Linked DNA regions of Homo sapiens: region 2 is linked to region 1. Evidence: read pairs that join two places in POLR2A ChIA-PET (ENCODE). Cell type or tissue: GM12878. All regions are shown on one strand. Links, peaks and the distances in the headings refer to the core of each region. The heading gives the core; the rest is flanking DNA. Region 1 overlaps LOC124904088 (a long non-coding RNA gene). Region 2 overlaps RRAGC (Ras related GTP binding C).

Evidence for each region. Peaks named below come from ENCODE experiments on the same cell type or tissue, not always from the same donor. Only the 100,000 strongest peaks of a DNase experiment are listed, where the experiment ranks them.
Region 2: POLR2A ChIA-PET joins it to region 1 with 5 read pairs; 6 of 35 experiments call an interaction of 5 or more read pairs at or near these places.

What each region holds. Positions count from the first base shown.
Region 1 is chr1:39,043,947-39,052,700 of GRCh38, forward strand. It overlaps LOC124904088 (a long non-coding RNA gene), which reads left to right. Exons shown (of 3, transcript XR_007065970.1): 2 at 3,090-4,041. Among named protein-coding and RNA genes, the nearest start is that of NDUFS5, 22 kb to the left of the region's middle. RefSeq lists an enhancer at 8,016-8,517. In GM12878, for the core only: no CTCF peak of the experiment used is centred there; a DNase peak (open chromatin) is centred at 4,025; H3K27ac peaks cover 739 bases.
Region 2 is chr1:38,844,531-38,849,530 of GRCh38, forward strand. RRAGC (Ras related GTP binding C) reads right to left here. Exons shown (of 7, transcript NM_022157.4): 6 at 1,409-1,557. Among named protein-coding and RNA genes, the nearest start is that of RRAGC, 13 kb to the right of the region's middle. In GM12878, for the core only: a CTCF peak has its summit at 1,868; no DNase peak of the experiment used is centred there; H3K27ac peaks cover 635 bases.

The sequences.
Region 1 (8,754 bases), core at 1,898-6,897:
GTTGGCACATGCCTATAATCCCAGCTACTTGGGAGGCTGAGGCAGGAGAATTGCTTGAACCTGGGAGGCGGAGGTTGCAGTGAGCAGAGAGCTCGCCACTGCACTCCAGTCTGGGCAATGAGCGAGACTGTCTTGAAAAAAAAAAAAGGAAGGAAAGAAGGAGGAGGAGGAGAAGAAAGAAGAAGTTTTATTATTGTTATTTTTTGAGATGGAGTCTTGCTCTGTAGCCCAGGCTGGAATACAGTGGCACACTCTTGACTCCCTGCCACCTCTGACTGCTGGGTTCAAAGGAGAAGGCGGAAGAAGAAGGAAGAAGAAGAAAGAAGGAGAAAGGCTGGGTGCAGTGGCTCACACCTGTAATCTCAGCACTTTGGGAGGCCGAGGCAGGTGAATCACAAGGTAAGGAGTTCGAGACCAGCCTGGCCAACTGGTGAAACCCTGCCTCTACTAAAAGTACAAAAATTAGCCGGGCGTGGTCTGAGGCAGGAGAATCGCTTTAACCTGGGAGGAGGAGGTTGCAGTCAGTCAAGATGGCGCCACTGCACTCCAGCCTGGGTGACAGAGTGAGACTTTGTCTCAAAAAAAAAAAAGGAAAGAAGGAGAAGAAAGAAGGAGGAGGAGGAGGAGGAGGAGAGAAGGAGGAGAAAAGTAGTTGAGGCCCAAACACCAAGAGGGAGCAAAGATTGAAAAGATGAGATGAGCCATGAAAGCAAGTACAGGAGTTACTGATGGTACTGGGGAGCCCGTGTAGGTTTAGGATCTGAGCTTTTGGAAGATTGATTGGGTAGCCTTTGAGCCACCTGATAAGTGGAAAGAACAAGAGAGGCTGGATCTGTGTTTTCAGGAAGCATATGTTGGCCCAGCAATTGCTGGCTTGTAGTGAGGAGGCACACAACTGGCCTAGGACAGTGGTCATGAAAATGCAGAGGAGGTAAAGTCCCTGCACTCCTAGGGAGACTAGTCCTGATGTCAGTCTGGAGTCAGTCAGAATGGTGTCCTCTCCCTCCCTGCACTACCCAGCCCAGTCAGTGGGAGGACTTCCTCAATTCCAGTAGCCATTCAAGTCCCTGGAATTGGTGGCTGTCACTTGCAAACTATAGCCACTTGAGCAGAAATGGGCCAGGATTACTTATCTTTAATCTGCATATCATTGGGAGGCACTTACCTGCTAGCTCTGGCTAAAAACTAGAGCAACCCTGGCCTGCCGTAGCTCCTGCTGCCCAGACAACTCCTCCAATATGAAAGGGATGAGGGGAACTCAAAGTTACAATGTCCTACTTGGAGCAGTAAGTTCAGTAGACATATCACTTGCCTCATTAACATCAAGCATCCCAAAACCCAGTCTGGGTCAGTTTTGCCCAGAGTGGGGTTTGTAGAACACGGGTTCTCCTGGGATCCTATACCTAGCCCAGAATCAGTTGCAAAAGCCAGGCCATAGCGAATTGTCCTGCCAGCCAGATAGCAGAGAATCTGACGGCAGCAGGCAGAAGGAGCCGCTCCATTGCAGTAAGCCAAGATCGCGCCACTTGCCTCATTACATCAAGCATCCCAAAACCCAGTCTGGGTCAGTTTTGCCCAGAGTGAGGTTTGTAGAACACGGGTTCTCCTGGGATCTATACCTAGCCCAGAATCAGTTCCAAAAGCCACGCTTTTGGACTTTCTCTCTCTCTCTCTCTCTATATATATATGTGTGTGTGTGTGTGTGTGTGTGTGTGTGTGTATACACACACATACATACAATGTTGTATATATTGTATATGTGTGTGTGTGTATATATATATATATATATATTTTTTTTTTTTTTTTTTTTTGAGACAGAGTTTCACTCTTGTTGCACAAGCTGGAGTGCAATGGCACGATTTCGGCTCACTGCAACCTCCGCCTCCTGGGTTCAAGTGATTCTCCTGCCTCAGCCTCCTGAGTAGCTGGGAGTACAGGCGTGCACCACCGCGCCCGGCTAATTTTTGCATTTTTAGTAGAGATGGGGTTTCACCATGTTAGCCAGGATGGTCTCGATCTCCTGACCTCATGATCTGCCCACCTCGGCCTCCCAAAGTACTGGGATTACAGGCATGAGCCACCATACCCGGCCTTCATTTTTATATTTTTAGTAGAGACAGGATTTCACCATGTTGGCCAGGCTGGTCTCGAACTTCTGACCTCAGGTGATCTGCCCACTTCAGCAGCCTCCCAAGTGCTGGAATTACAGGCGTGAGCCACCGCCTGGCCAATTTTTTGTATTTTTAGTAGAGACAGGGTTTCACCATGTTGGCCAGGCGGGTCTTGAACTCCTGATCTCAGATGATTAATCCACCTCAGCCTCCCAAAATGCTGAAATTACAGTGAGCCACCATGCCCAGCCTCTGAGTCAAAGTTTCTTTAATTGCAAAGTAGAGATCATTGTTTTTTTTTTGCTTTTTTTGTTTTGAGATGGAGTCTCGCTGTGTCACCCAGGCTGGAGTGCAGTGGTGTGATCTCAGCTCACTGCAACCTCCACCTCCCAGGTTCAAGTGATTCTCCTGCCTCAGCCTCCCGAGTAGCTGGGACTACAGATGTGCGCCACCATGCCCGGCTAATTTTTTGTATTTTTAGTAGAGATGGGGTTTCACCGTGTTAGCCAGGATGGTCTCGATCTCTTGACCTCGTGATCTGCCCGCCTAGGCCTCCCAAAGTGCTGGGATTACAGGCACAAGCCACCGTGCCCAGCCTGAGATCATTCTTACTTCACAGGATTTCCCTGATAATTAAGTGAACACACACACACACAGCATCTAACACAAAATACTTTGTACACAGTAGATACTAGACAAAAGATAACCATGGCTACTGCTGTTTCTTTTTTCTCCTCCTCCTGCCTACCCTTCCCCCTCATCCTTTTATCTATGGCCAAGCCCTCCTGAAGGGTCTCTTTGAATCGCGTTACCTCCTAGTTTGACACCAGTGCTCTTATTTCCCTGTGGCATTGGAGGGCTAGTCACATGGCACTGTGGCCAAGGAGAAGGATGATGTTCCAGGCCAAACACATCTGCAAATGTGTTGAGCTGGTGTCCTTGATGACAAATCAAATTGTTTTGTGTTTGGTTCCCCAGAGGCCTGAGTACCTCAGAGAAGCCAAGGTTCCTGCAGGAACCTCGTGCCTGCTGTCCACGTTGGGCTTCATTTTATCAAAATACAGCAAAGAGCTCATCATTTCTCAGCTCCTGTCGGAAGCAACAGTGGCTGTTCCTGGACACAGAGCTGCAGACAAGGAGTGGTGAGGATTCAGGCAAGAGAAGATGGGCAGCTTCCCCTTCATGCTTCCCTCTCAGGAAGAAGCCAGGGTGCCTGGGATCAAAGAGGCTAGGAGGCTGGTGAGGCCTCCTGTCCCTGAAAGCGGTCAGTGAACCCAAAAGTTGAAAAGCCTCTGCTTTGAGAGTGGTTCTGCTGCCCTACTGGTGCTGACAGTTTTAGAAACTGACATGGCAGAGCTGACCAGGCAGACTATATTTTTAGGACTCTGCTGGGGCCTATTGAAACGTCCACATTACTCAGATCACCAATCTGGCTGGAGCTACCAACACAGCATTCTTTGCTGTTTTAGAATACAAAGCTACCTCCCCTCGGGGCTTCACTTTGCAGCCACTGAGAATCCAAGGCTTCGCTAAATTACACGTTTCCATGGTCCCACTGGCTTGCTTTGCAGGGCTTCCACAAGAATGGGCTGGGAGCGTAACTGAGTAACTGAGTCATGATTAGGGGTTAATTAAGAGGAGAAATGGGCTAGCTGTTTCCTAAGATAAGGGAGGGGAAGTTTTTTTAAAAACTGTAACTGCTCAGAACAGTATGTGCTAAGGCAGACTTTCTGTGCTGGGAGACAGAACACTTCTGCAGTGATGTAGCAGAATCCTTAAAGGATCCTGCCAATGACTCTTTTTTTCTGGTGTCACATCCAATCTTTGCTGCAGCCAACACTTCCTGGAGATGAAACACAACTTCAATACAGAGATAGCAAGTTCACACTCTGGCAGTCATGCAAGGATGAGTGATGCGGGCCTTTTCTAAGTGAGTATGAACGGGTGGGACCTACGGTAAATTCAATGCAGTATAATCCGTCTACGGGGCAGTGGGCACCCAGCAACAGCCAACTGTTACCAAATCAAAGTGCAGGCCCAGGATGACTCATCTTCCAGCATTTCATGAGCAACCAGAAGTCTACATTTCTTTGAGAAAAAAAATTTTTTTGAGACGAGGTCTTACTCTGTTGCCCAGGCTGGAGTGTGTAGCTTCTACCTCCCGGGGCTTAGGTGATTCTCCCACCTCAAGTCTCCCAAGTAGCTGAGACTGCAGGCATGTGCCACCACGCTGGCTAATTTTTTTTTTTTTTTTGAGTCGGAGTCTCGCTCTGTCCCCCAGGCTGGAGCGCAGTGGCGCGATCTCGGCTAACTGCGAGCTCCGCCTCCCGGGGTTCGTGCCATTCTCCTGCTTCAGCCTCCCAAGTAGCTGGGACTACAGGCGCCCGCCACCACGCCCGGCTAATTTTTTTGTATTTTGTAGTAGAAACGGGGTTTCACCATGTTAGCCAGGATGGTCTCGATCTCCTGACCTCGTGATCCTCCCGCCTCGGCCTCCCAAAGTGCTGGGATTACAGGCGTGAGCCACCGCTCCCGCCCCATGCCAGCTAATTTTTTTGTAGAGACAGGGCTTCGCCATGTTGTCCAGGCTGGTCTCCAACCCCTAGGCTCCCCGCCTTGCCCTCCCAAAATGTGGAGATTACAGGTGTGAGCCACAATGCCTGGCCATTTTGAGGAATTTTTAAACACTGGCTTTAATTTTTCAAAGTATCTGGAGCAACTTCTGCTTCTGAGAGATAGAGTAGATATTCTTTTCCCCAGTCCTCCTGCTAAGTACAGCTAAAAACCCCAAAAACACTCTATATTATACAAAATGAACATAAGATGACTCTGAACAAGAAGAAAGCAGATTGGTTAGGGACCTCCAGATCCAAGGAATGACTCAGCAGTGACCTCCCTAAGTTTTCTTTTTGCCTCATATATGTCAGAATGGGTACTGGAGAAGCCAGCAACCCAAAACTGCCAACGATTGCAGACAAAAGCCCCAAGAAAAGCTTGTCTTTTTTTTTTTTTTTTTTTTGAAAGAGTGTCTTGCTCTATCGCCCAGGCTGGAGTGCAGTGGTGCAATCATGGCTCACTGCAGCCTTGATCTCCCAGGCTTAAGCTGCTTAGACTACAGATCTGCGCCACCATGCCTGACTAATCAATACAGTTGTTTTTTTTTTTTGAAACGGAGTTTCACTCTTGTTGCCCAGGCTGGAGTGCACTGGCGCGATCTCAGCTCACTGCTGCAACCTCTGCCTCCTGGGCTCAAGCAGTTCTCCTGCCTCACCTCCTGAGTAGCTGGGATTACAGGCATGCACCATCACGCCCTGCTATTTTTTGTATTTTTAGAAGTAGAGATGGGGTTTCACCATGTTGGTCAGGCTGGTCTCAAACTCCTGATCTCAGGTGATCCGCCCGACTCGGCCTCCCAAAGTGCTGGGATTACAGGCATGAGCCATCGTGCCCGGCCTTTTTGTTTTTTTTGTTTGTTTGTTTGTTATGTTTTTTTGTAGAGATGGGGGTCTCACTGTTTCCCAGGCTGATCTCAAATTCCTGGGCTCAAGCAATCCTCTGGCCTCAGCCTCCCAAAGTGCTGGAATTATAAGCGTGAACCATGGTGTCCTGCAAGTCTGCTTTCTGAGTCAAAGGACAAGAAAATAAACAGCCTAGAAAGACAGACAGCCTTGATTTTTTTATTTTTAGTTTTCATTTGGTTTGATTTTTCTTGAGACAGAGTCTCACTCTGTCGCCCAGGCTGGAGTGCAGTGGCACGATCTCGACTCACTGCAACCTCTGCCTCTCGGGTTCAAGCAGTTCTCCTGCCTGCCTCAGCCTTTCGTTCGGCCTCAAATGATCCGCCTGCCTCAGCCTCCCAGAGTGCTGGGATTACAGCCATGAGCCACTGCATCCAGCCGACAGACAGCCTTTAGACTATAGCCCCTCTACTCCAGCCCCACCCTCACCCCCATCAGCAAAGGCCAAGTGGAAAGCCTAGATCTCCAAACCTTGTTAGGCTGTAATGAAGTACTCCTTCCCTTCCCCACCAGGGTGATGTAGAAGAGGCCTAGTTATCCACTCAGGCCTTTCATCCATAATCAAGGCCACCTCTCCCAACAATGTCGGTGGAGGCCCACTCCCTCTCCCAGCCGGTGTGGTATCAGTGAATGCCTAATAGAGAAACTGGACTCCCACCCCTGCCCAGCAGTAAGAAGGAGCCCTGCCAACACCGGTGTCAATGGAGGCCAAGTGGAAAACCTGGACTTCCACACCCTCCTGGTAAAAATAAGGTAGCATCCGCACTTTCCCCACAGAAGCAATGTTAGAGGAGGCCTGCTGAAACACAAGCTATAAAGTAAGATCCAGAGGCTGGGCGCAGTGGCTCATGCCTGTAATCCCTGCACTTTGGGAGGCTGAGGTGGGAGGATTGCTTAAGCCCAGGAGTTCAAGACCAGCTTGGGCAACATACGGAGACCTTGCTGCTACAAAAAAACAAAAAACAAAAAAATTAGCTGGGCATGCTGATGCCTGCCTGTGGTCCTAGCTACTTGGGAGGCTGAGATGGGAGGATTGCTTGAGGCCAGAAGGTTGAGGCTGCAGTGAGTCATGACCCCACTGCACTCCAGCCTGAGTGACAAGGTGAGACCCTATCCCAAAACATTAAATAAGATCCAGAGTCTTATAACATGATGTGCAAAATGTCCAGGTCTTAAAGTCATTTGAACCGGAACCAGAAAATTTTGAATAAGAAAGGATAATCTATATACACTAACACCAAAATGACACAGATATTAGAATTATCTGAAAAAGATTTTGAAGTAGCCATCATAAAAATGCTTCAATGTATATAACGTGTTCAAATACAAACATACTTGGAACAAATGAAAAAATGGAAAGTCTGGAAAATATAATGTCTCAACAGATCGATACATAAAGAAGAACCAAATGGAAATTTTAGGAATAAAAAATACAATGATTGAAATTTAAAACTCAATGAATAAGCTCAGCAACAGAATGGAGAGGACAGAGGAAAGAATGAGTTTGAAGACAGAAAACTACAAATTATCCAATCTGAACACTAGGGAAAAAAAATAGAATGGAAAAAAAAAAAAACAGAGCCTCAGGGCCATGTGAGACAATAACATAAGATCTAACATTCATGTCATTGGAGTCACAGAAGGAGAAGAAATATTAAAAGAACAAATAGCCGAAATTTGCCCAAATTTTGCAAAAGACAAACTGACAGATTCACATAGCTGAGCAAACCTCAAACAGGATATGCCCATGAGAAAACACATCATAAACTTCTCAACATATACTTTTTTTTTTTTTTTTTTTTTGAGATGGAGTCTCCCTCTGCTGTCCAGGCTGGAGCACAGTGGCACAATCTCAGTTCGCTGCAACCTCCGCCTCCTGGGTTCAAGCGATTCTCTTGCCTCAGCCTCCCAAGTAGCTGGGACTATAGACGTGTACCACCATGCCTGGCTAATTTTTTGTATTTTTAGTAGAGATGGGGTTTCACCATGTTGGCCAGGCTGGTCTCGAAATCCTGACCTCAGGTGATCTGTCCGCCTCAGACTCCCAAAGTGTTGGGATTACAGGTGTGAGCCACCCGCACCCAGCCACAAATTCTTGAAAGCAGCCAGAGAGAAATGATACATTACCTATAGGGGGAAAACAATTCAAATGATGCTGAATTTCTCGTAAGGCACCATGGAGGCCAGGAGGAAGTGGAACAACATTTTTTTTTTTAGACAAGAGTCTTACTCTTTCACCCAGGGTGGAGTGCAGTGGCGCGATCTTGGCTCACTGCAACCTCCGCCTCCCAGGTTCAAGCAATTCTTCTGCCTCAGCCTCCCAAGTAGCTGGGGCTACAGGCGCGCCACCATGCCTGGCTAATTTTTGTATTTTTAGTAAAGACAGGAGTTTCACCATATTGGCCAGGTTGGTCTCGAACTCATGACCTCGTTATCTGCCCACCTCGGCCTCCCAAAGTGCTGGGATTACAGGCCTGAGCCACTGCGCCCAGCTGGAACATTTTTGAAATGCTGAAAGAAAAGAACTATCAACTTGGAATCCCATACCTGGTGAAACAATCCTTCAGGAATTGGGGGGAAGGGCTGTGGGGGAGGAAATCATGACATTCTTACATGAGGGAAAAACTAAGGGAATTTGTCACTGGCAGATTTACTTTATAGGGATTACTAAAGGCAATTCTCTAAACAAAGGGAGTGGTAACAAAAGGAATCTTGGAACATCAGGCAGGAAAAAAGGACAAAAAGAGCAAACATACAGGTCAATACAATAGATTGTCTTTTTCCTCTTGAGTATTCTAAATTATGTTCAACAGTTGAAGCAAAAATTACGCTTGTCTAAGTGGCTGTCCATATATGTAGAGGAAATACTTAAGATAGTTACATTATAATGGGAGAGTAAAAGGACACAGAAAAAGGTTTCTTTCTTTATTTGTAATCTGGTAGAACTTTCCAGAGGTATAGAGGTAATGTTTCTACCTTTCACTCAAACTGGTAAAATGTCAACACCAGTAGACTGTGATAAGTTACTGCACTCCAGCCTGGGCGACAGAGCGAGACCTTGCCTCAAAAAGGAAAGAAAAAAAAGAAAAAAAGAAAAGAAAAAGGAACACATACCAAACTTAAAT
Region 2 (5,000 bases), core at 1-5,000, 200 kb before region 1:
GAAGCAAAGAGAGAAGAAAGTTTTCAGAAAGGAGGGACTGACAAGATCACATGCTTAGAAGATTGAAAAGCCTGCAGAGTAAGAAAAGGCCACTGAATGCAGGAAGGAGGTAACCTGGTAACTTCCAAAAGTCTAGTTTCTATCATCAGAGTGAACAGGCAACCTACAGAATGGGAGAATATTTTTACAATCTACCCATCTGACAAACGGCTAATATCCAGAATCTACGAGGAACTTAAACAAATGTACAAGAAAAATACAACCCCATTAAAAAGTGGGCAAAGGATATGAACAGCCACTTCTCAAAAGAAGACATTTATGCAGCCAACGAATATATGAAAAAAAGCTCATCACCACTGGTCATTAGAGAAATCCAAATCAAAACCACAGTGAGATACCAGCTCATGCCAGTTAGGATGGCGATTATTAAAAAGTCAGGAAACAACAGATGCTGGAGAGGATGTGGAGAAATAGGAACACTTTTACACTGTTGGTAGCAGTGTAAATTATTTCAACCATTGTGGAAGACAGTGTGGTGATTCCTCAAAGATCTAGAACCAGAAATACCATTTGACTCAGCAATCCTGTTACTGGGTATATACCCAAGGGATTATAAACCATTCTACTATAAAGACACACGCACACGTATGCTTATTGCAGCACTCTTCACAATAGCAAAGACTCGGAACCAACCCAAATGCCCATCAATGACAGACTGGATAAAGAAAATGTGGCACATATACATCATGGAATATTATGCAGCCATAAAAAAGGATGAGTTCATGTCCTTTGCAGGGACATGGATGAAGCTGGAAACCATCATTCTCAGCAAACTAACACTGGAACAAAAAACCAAATACTGCATGTTCTCACTCATAAGTAGGGAGCTGAACAATGAGAACACATGGACACAGGAAGGGGGACATCACACACCAGGGCCTGTCAGGGGTGGGTGGCTGGGGGAGGGATAACATTAGGAGAAATACCTAATGTAGATGACGGGTTGATGAGTGCAGCAAACCACCATGGCACATATATACCTATGTAGCAAACCCGTGCGTTGTGCACATGTATCCCAGAACTTAAAGTATAAACAATAAATAAATAAAAGTCTAGTTTCAGTAGACTTGTTCAGATGGAAGCCAAACTGCATTCAGTTAAACAGGTAATGAAAGCATTTGAACGCAGAAAAGCTAGAATTAAAATCTTGATTTAAAATGAAAGATCAAAAAAAGAAAAGAGAAAGTCTGGACTATACATGGAAGGAAAGGGACAAAAGCAGTTTGAGCTTTTTTTTTCTGATAGCTATTTGTCTAACACTGCAATTATTATTTTCACTTGTTTTCAAGAACCTGAGAAGTTATGGCAAAGAAATTAACATAAAAACAGCTTTTTAAAATGCTATTACCTTTTCTTTCAAAGCTTTCTTCCCTTAGAATGCAGACCAGTGCCAAAAATTTAGTCACCTCCTTTAAATAAAGGACAGTTGTATTATTCAGCTTGATAATTGCCATAGATTCTTTGTCATAAGCACTTCCACTTCCATCTTCCTTTAACCTATTTTAAAAGAAAGTACTATTCATTACAGGTTTCCCATCTAGGCATCTGCCACATTTAATCTGCACAATGACATCCACCCAGTTTCCCAAATGTCTCTGGGAAAGAATACTGGCTTAAACATATTGGGAGAGAGTGTTGTTAAGGTATAGTGTTCCTAAACACAGAATTTCAGGGATACCTATTAAAAACAACAACTCCATACACATCCTTTAATATAGATAATCAGACATTTGGAGAAAAAGGTGCAAACATATGTATATCTTAACCAGGGAAATGACAACGTTACCAACATCTCACCAGGTGGGGCTACTCACCCCCTAGACTGTGTTCTGTAAACCCAGCTGAGGTGTCTCCTCTCTTTACTGCCCTAAGGTAACAGGGACCTCTGGGACCTGCCGCCTCACTTAGATGAGCTCCTTCGAGGCATATTCTATTTGCCAGGTCAATCACATTTTCACAGAAAACATATTTTTTGCTTCCTCACAAAAGCAAGAAAATACTTAGACTAAACAAGAACAGTCTCAGCTAGAGACTAGCAGGGACTATGTTGAAATCAACAACTTTTAAAAAGAGATACGGACTCAAGAGTCTTTTCTGATGTACTTGCCTATAAAAATCTAAAGGTTATCTAGCTATTGTTACGAATTAAGAGTTATTAAAAATGCTTTTTTAAAAGTATTTGCCTTCAAAAACAGAAAAGGTGAGGGAAATATACTAAAAAGAAAATGTCGGCTGGGTGCAATGGCTCACACTTGTAATCCCAGCACTTTGGGAGGTTGAGGCGGGCCACCTGTCTTGAGGTCAGGAGTTCGAGACCAGCCTGGCCGACATGGTGAAGCCCCATCTCTACTAAAAAATAAAAAATAAAAAGTAGCCGGGCATGGTGGCTCACACCTGTAGTCCCAGCTACTCGGGAGGCTAAGGCAGGAGAATCGCTTGAACCCAAGAGGCAGAGGTTGCAGTGAACTGAGACTGTGCCACTGCACTCCAGCCTGAGTGACAGAGCAAGACTCTGTCTCAGGGAAAAAAAAGAAAAAAAGGAAAAGAAAATGTCAGGAGTAACTGGTAATTTTCTTTGGCAGTAAAACAATGTATCTTTTTTCTCCTATTTTCACTTTTCTATATTTTCCATGCAGTTTTTAATGAATAGGGGTGAGGTTTACTTTTTAAACTATTCCAAGCCTTACAATTTGTGTTCTCATATGGTAGCATAAGCATAATGTCAAAAAAAATTTGGGGTCTGGCATGGTGGCCCATGCCTGTAATCCCAGCACTTTGGAAGGCTGAGGTGGGAGGAATGCTTGAGCTTTGGAATTCAAGACCAGCCTAGGCAACACAAGAACACACACACACACACACACACACACACACAATTTTAAGGTGACAGAAATAACACTAAAACAGTTGTTAGTGGTTGACTTGAGTAGTGGCTCTTTACTCCTATTTTCATTTCTCTATATTTTCCGTGTATTTTTTTTTTCATGAAGTGGGGGCTTATTTTTACTATTCTGAACCTTGCAGTTTACCTTCTCATACATTTCTTTGATCCTCACAACAACCCTGAGGACACGAATTATTACTATAGCCCTATTTAACCACATTATGTCCTTTCTGCAACAAGCGAAAGTAAACTACATAAATACAAGAGGACTATGCCCATTGAAAAGATACAGAGGCCAGGCACATGGCATACACCTGTAATCCCAACACTTTGGGAGGCCAAGGAGGATCACTTTAGCCCTGGAGTTCAAAACCAGTCTGGGCAACAAAGTGAGACTCCATCTCTACAAAAATATCCAAAAGTTAGCCAGGTGCAGTGGCACACGCCTGTGCTCCTGGCTACACAGGAGGCTGAAGGAGGACAGCTTGAGCCCAGGAGGTCGAGGCTGCAGTGAGCTGTGTTCACTACTGCACTCCAGCTTGGGCAACAGAGACCCTATCTCAAAAAAAAAAAAAAAAAAGGTAGGAACTGAAGTTCATTAAAAATGAAGTAATCTCCTGGCAAAGTCAGGACTCAAACTTAGGGTTTTTAACTCAATTCCATGCAGTTTCCAGTACCTTAACTAATATAAAGTTAATTTGGGACGGCAGAGTGGAGGGGAAGTTGGTGTCATTTGCTTTTAAGAGTATAGAAGAAAACTACTTCCTTCTAATTGGAGAAGAGGAAGTTATAAGTGCTACATGTTCTCAGCTTATAGTTAAGATGCCCCATGTAGATCTTTTTCTGTGCCACATGGAAAGTGAGAACAAGAACTAACTCTGACAACAGGTTCCAACATAGACAACCCTAAAGATGATTCCCTAAACCAGTACCCACAGCCAGCAACTGTAAAAAACTATAAAGCTCCTAATGTCAAGCCAGCATATGATCTTGAATCACACACTAACATGAGAAAGAAATAAGAAAGGCACATTCTATTCAAAGTCTGGAGATTAGAGTGACTTGATTTGGCTGTGATTAATAAAATTAAGAATAAAAATATGTTAATGACCTTAAAATGCTTGCTCAGAATCTGTAAAGCATAAGATCTGCTTTCTACATTTATCTGTTTTAACAGTTTTTAAGACTATTAGGAAAATATGCTAATCTTAATCAAAATAATGCCAAGGCAGGCCAAGAGTGGTGGCTCATGCCTGTAATCCCAGCACTTTGGGAGACTAAGACGGGAATATTGCTTAAGGCCAGGAGTTCGATACCAGCCTGGGTAACACTATGAGACCCTGTCTCTACAAAAAAGTAAAATTAAAAAAACAAAAAAGGCCAGCTGCAATGGTTCACACTTGTAATCCCAGCACTTTGGGAAACCAAGACAGGAGAATCACTTGAGTCCAGGAATTCAAGACCAGCCTAGGCAACATAGTGAGACCCCATCTCCACAAAAATCAAAACTCAGCCAGGCATGATGGCACACGCCTGTAGTCAGGAGCATCACTTGAGCCTGGGAGGCAGAGGCTGCAATGAGCTGTCATTGTACCACTACACTTCAGCCTTAGTGACAGACCATGTCTCAAAAAAAAAAAAGAAAAAAAAAAGGTTAGCTGGGTATGGTGTGGTGTGCGGCTGTAGTCCCAGCTACTCAGGAGGCTGAGGTGGGAGGATCACTTGAGTCCAGGAGATTGAGGCTGCAGTGACCCGTGGCTGGAGTGCAGTGATGCAATCATAGCTCACTGCAGCCTGGAACTCCTGGGATCAAGTAATTCTCCTGCCTCATCCTTCTGCTTAATCCCCCAAATTTAGCTAGGACTACAGGTGGACACTACCACATCCAGCTAATATAATGTACTTTATTATGTATAAGGTATTTTAAAATGTATTGGCTGGGAGTGGTAGCTCACGCCTGTAATCCCAGCACTTTGAGAGGCCAAGGCAGGTGGATTACCTGAGGCCAGGAGTTCGAGACCAGCCTGGCCAACATGGTAAAACCCTGTCTCTACTAAAA